2 separate regions of the Homo sapiens genome follow, and region 1 is linked to region 2. The links are chromatin loops, found by intact Hi-C in ENCODE. Cell type or tissue: Calu3. All regions are shown on one strand.

Evidence for each region. A loop is a pair of places that touch in the nucleus more often than their neighbours do. Peaks named below come from ENCODE experiments on the same cell type or tissue, not always from the same donor. Only the 100,000 strongest peaks of a DNase experiment are listed, where the experiment ranks them.
Region 1: it touches region 2 in a loop (2.1-fold over the local background); 14 of 110 quality-filtered maps call a loop at or near these places.

The regions. Positions count from the first base shown.
Region 1 is chr3:158,312,447-158,314,946 of GRCh38, reverse strand. All of the region lies in intron 5 of RSRC1 (arginine and serine rich coiled-coil 1), which reads right to left. Among named protein-coding and RNA genes, the nearest start is that of RSRC1, 200 kb to the right of the region's middle. In Calu3, CTCF peaks have their summits at 1,291 and 1,490; a DNase peak (open chromatin) is centred at 1,416.
Region 2 is chr3:158,104,496-158,106,995 of GRCh38, reverse strand. It overlaps SHOX2 (SHOX homeobox 2), which reads left to right and starts at 576. Exons shown (of 5, transcript NM_001163678.2): 1 at 576-1,317. The coding sequence starts at 972. RefSeq lists an enhancer at 1-388 and a silencer at 1,137-1,186. In Calu3, no CTCF peak of the experiment used is centred here; DNase peaks (open chromatin) are centred at 1,215 and 1,655.

The sequences.
Region 1 (2,500 bases), 210 kb before region 2:
AATTCTCCTGCCTCAGCCTCCTCTATAGCTGGGATTACAAGCATTTGCCACCACGCTCGGCTGATTTTTGTATTTTTAGTAGAGACGGGGTTTCACCATTTTGGTTTCACCATTGGTTTCACCAGGCTGGTCTCGAACTTTACTCATATATGACTAAAATATAAGACACTACATTTTTTAAATTATATTGTTACCATCCTGTATATCTTAAACTATGTTTATTTTAACCATACCGGAAAACACACTATTTCTGAAACTCCTTAGAGCAGTGGCAGTTTGACAATACAGCAAGGTTTCCTAATATTTTGGTGGCCTACCCTCATGACACATTTTCTTTGTCTATCTAGAAAGCACTGTAGCACTAAACTATACATGCTGACAGGATAACAATTGCTAGTCAGAGGACTACTTGACACCTGCTAAATCCAGCATAGCTTTATTTCTGCTTATTAAATTTAACTGTTTAGCATATTTTCATTTAACATGTGAAAATACTGTTGCAGAAGAAACAGTATCAGTGAATGAAGTAAAAAAAAAAAAAAGAATTTTTTTTCGGTTGGGCACAGTGACTCACACCTGTAATCCCAGCACTCTGGGAGGCCGAGGTGGGTGGATCACCTGAGGTCAGGAGTTCGAGACCAGCCTGGCCAACATGGCGAAACCCTGTCTCTACTAAAAAAGTACAGAAATTAGCCAGGCGTGGTGGCAGGCACCTGTAATCTCAGCTACTCAGGAGGTTGAGGCAGGAGAATAGCTTGAATCAGGGAGGCAGAGATTGCGGTGAGCTGAGATCGTGCCACTGCACTCCAGCCTGGGTAACAAGAGTGAGATTCCGTCTAACAACAACAACAACAACAACAACAATTTTCAATAATGTGGCACAAGTTACTCGTAACAAACAGGACTGCTACCTTTCTTATCCAGGTGTGGATTCCTATTAAAAGACAATTTTCATGGTTTAGAGATATTTTGTGTTTAGAGATCTTTTTTGTCTCACCTTTATGGTTCTGTAAAAACTTTAAATGTTTTTGGAAATAAAATGCTATCTAAATCACAAAGTACTAATTAGTTTTTAAAGAAGGATAGGAGTGAATATTCATTTGCATTTTGGCTTAGTCTTTTTCTATCGAATAATACAGCCATAATAATTTCTTTAGAAATGAGCTGGGATATAAATAAATAATAAAAGCAAATGCTGATGATACACATTTTCTGTTACTGTGTCAAGACACAACATCGTTCTCCTTTGTTGGCATATTTGATTAAATTACTTCATTTATTTTTGCCATGCATGAGATAGTTTTTGTGTAAATTTATGAAAAAATTTTCATACGTGTGCCTTCCTTAAAATGTTTCATTAATGCTCTATGCTCAATTCTGGATATAACAGTGGATACACTTTGGATTACAGCCAATAGATGGCACTGCTCTCACTAGGTAGCAAAGACCACATAAAGGTCTCATTACAGGCACAAATTATTAAGACTAAATATCTGCTCAAATCTGAATTTTTCATGATGAGAGACACATATTAAAACATAATAAATATTTAAAAATCTATGCTTAATAGTTACTGAATAAGAGAGGCCAATTTAAGGCAACCAATTTACTTATTTACCTAAAAACATTTATTGAGTGCCTACTATCACTAGGCACTACAGATATAAAAATGAATAAGATATTTCCTGGTCTCAAGTAATTACACAATAATATGGTTAAGTAATATTAGTAATGGAGATGGTCACAGAGAAGTACGGGGGCTCATCCTGGGGATGGGATGGATCAGTGAAAGCTTTTTACAAAGGAGATGATGCATGAGCTAGTAACCAAGGGGTGAGGGGAGGGGGGAGGTTGTTGGTATACCATATTTTGAACAAAGGGAAAAGCAACAGCAAGGACTAGAATATAAGAAATAGCATAAAAGCATAATGTGGAAAGTATGACTCAGAACATGTCAAGATATAAACCTGTTAGGTTTATATCTCTGTTAGGAGAGCTCTAAATCACTCAGAAGGTATGCTATCTTTTAAGAAATTTGGACTTCATCCTTCATGAAGACTGGAGGTAGGAATCAAACACAGTGGCTGTTGTGGGTAGTCCAGGCAGCAAGCACTAAAGCTTTAACCAGAGCAGTGGCAATAAAGGGTGGAGAGGAAGACATGGTTTTGAGAAATATTTAGGGGATAAGTGTTAGCAAGATATGGTATTTCAGTGTATGTGGGAGATTAGGGATGAGAACCAAGGCTGACACTCAAGATAAGATATTTCTAAGGTCCTTTTGAAATGCCACTGATAATTTCTTACTGATTATTCTTTTAATTGCTATTACATAAAGTAAGTTGCTGTCCTGCTGTTATCCATCCAATCTTTATTCTTTCATAGCACTCTGCACTTTTCCTTCTAAAAACTTATAATTTACAAGAATTACAGCACAATATGCTTGTTATATATTTATTTGGCACCTGCTTCTTCTATTTATTAAATTACACTTCATAAGGAC
Region 2 (2,500 bases):
AAGCAATGCGAAGCTGAGCATTGCGAGGCACCCTGACTCGAAGCAAGGCTGTAGGGAAGGATGCAGTGTCGGGATACCTGACTGACTCTAAGAGCTGCGCACTTGTCAGTTTCCTCTTGGCCCCACCCCGCGGGGTCTATCCAGCTCCCCAGTGTTTAACTAAGTCGTGACACCAACGCAAAATCCACGCCTAATTAAATTAATTAGGGATTCTTGTCAATCCTGGATTAATGGCCAAGAGCACAGGCGGCAGGGGCTATCTGAAAACCTGAGCGGCCGGGGACCGGCCTTCTCTCCCCGCCCCCTCCGGTCCCCCTGTGCTGCCCTACCACTCCAGCCCCAGCCCGCCCGAACTCCAATCTCTCTCTCTCCTCTTCTCTCTCTCTCTCTCTCTCTCTCTCTCTCTCTCTCTCTCTCTCTCTCTGTTTCTCTCCTTTTCCCCTCCCCAACCCCCGGTAGAGGCGCGACTGCTACCCGGGAAGGGGGCTCACTCCGAGTTGCGAGGGGAGGTAATTTACTCAAAACAAGAGGCCGCCGTTAGGAAGTATAAATAGTGGGACTTCAAGCGCAGCGTCGCTATCAGATCTGAACTCTCCGCAGGAAGAATTGTCAAAGATCTTAACATTGAACAAGCGCGCTCCGGCAGGGAAGCATCAGTTCCCATTTCCCTCCGGCAGCCCCCGCCCCTTCTCTTCTCCTCCTCCTCCTCCCTCTCCTCTTCACCCTTCTCCCCCTCTTCCTCTTCTTCCTCCTCCTCCTCTTCTTACTTCTTTTTCTCCTTCTACTTCTCCTCCTCTTTCTTCTTTCTTCTCCTCTTTTTCTTCTTCTTTCTCCTCCTCCCTCTCCTCCCCCACCTCCTGTCCCATTGATGTGTTATTATTGGGGGGGCTGGAGCAGTAAAAAAAGAAGAAGGAAAAAAAGAGCGGGGCTCTGCTGGCAGAGGTTGAGCGCCGGGCTGACGTGCGGCGGCGATGGAAGAACTTACGGCGTTCGTCTCCAAGTCTTTTGACCAGAAAGTGAAGGAGAAGAAGGAGGCGATCACGTACCGGGAGGTGCTGGAGAGCGGGCCGCTGCGCGGGGCCAAGGAGCCGACCGGCTGCACCGAGGCGGGCCGCGACGACCGCAGCAGCCCGGCAGTCCGGGCGGCCGGCGGAGGCGGCGGCGGAGGAGGCGGAGGCGGCGGCGGAGGAGGCGGAGGAGGTGTAGGAGGAGGAGGAGCAGGCGGAGGAGCTGGAGGAGGGCGCTCTCCCGTCCGGGAGCTGGACATGGGCGCCGCCGAGAGAAGCAGGGAGCCGGGCAGCCCGCGACTGACGGAGGGTAACGACCTGACTGACCCCCGGCAGCGGTTCCCCTTCCCGCCTTCCGGACTCCTCTCGGGCGGGAGAGGACTCCGAGGCCCAGCGGGGAGGGGAGAGGGACACGGAGAGGGCCCTGGACCCCAGCTTTGTCAGCTAGAGTGATAGTGGAAGGGTGGGGGTCCGGTGGTATGCTCGGTCATGGGTGGGGTCCTAGTGTGTTGTGGGGGTGGCGTGGGGGGAAGCGTGTGGGGTTTGTGCGCGCCCTTCCCAGATGTTCCCATTCCACCGAAATGCATTTTTCACCAGCGGGAGGATGGGCCCGCAGCCCGGATGGCCCGCAGGCGGACGTGGAAGTTCGCGGGGCCGGGCTGCAGGAGGGGGTGCTGAACCAGACGGCGGGACTAAAGCTAGCCTCTAGCGCAGAGTTTGCCGGGAGGGAGAAGGGGCAGAGGTGGAAAGCTTAACCCTCCGGTCGCCTAGGTGTTTGGGGCCGCCAAGACCCCTCGAACTCCGCAGAGCCCCTGAATCTTTGGATCTTAGGGGCCAAAACTTCCCATTCTCTTTCAAGGTAGAAGGAAGCCAACGAAAGCTGAGGTCCAGGCTACGCTGCTTCTCCCGGGCGAGGCGTTTCGGTTTCTTGGTGTGTTGGGGGCGGGGGGGGGGGGCGGCGGGGGAGGTGGGGATCTATATTTACACAATTCCTTTAGTGTTTTCAATCACCCAGTACTCGGTTCTCTTAGAGCAAAAATCCTTTGGTGCTAGCTCAGTGTTAGGAAACGTCTTTATCTCAATGGCAGAGCGTTCTATACCAATTCAAAGGAGTTCAACAATAAAATTGATTTGGCACTTGGTGCCTGCAGTAACTGGTGTACTGCCATATTTTTCCAATTAAGAAAATATGTGGCATGCGTGGAATCACATATTTAAGCAAGCAATTAAGTTGTTTATGACACGGTCTGTTCCTGTTTAGATCAGTAATTGGAAATTTGGGGACAAAAATAGAGATTTTATTAAGTCTATGGATCAACTTGAAATTTGGACATCTCCTCGAAGCCCCAAAACTTTGAGTGGCATCCACTGTGTAGATGACATGTAATAGACAAAGCCTTCCCACCTCATTGGCAGAATTTGAAGGGTGTGTTTTCATATTTAAATTTCAATACAATATCAGTAAAAATACTTTGCTATTAAATTGGCCCATA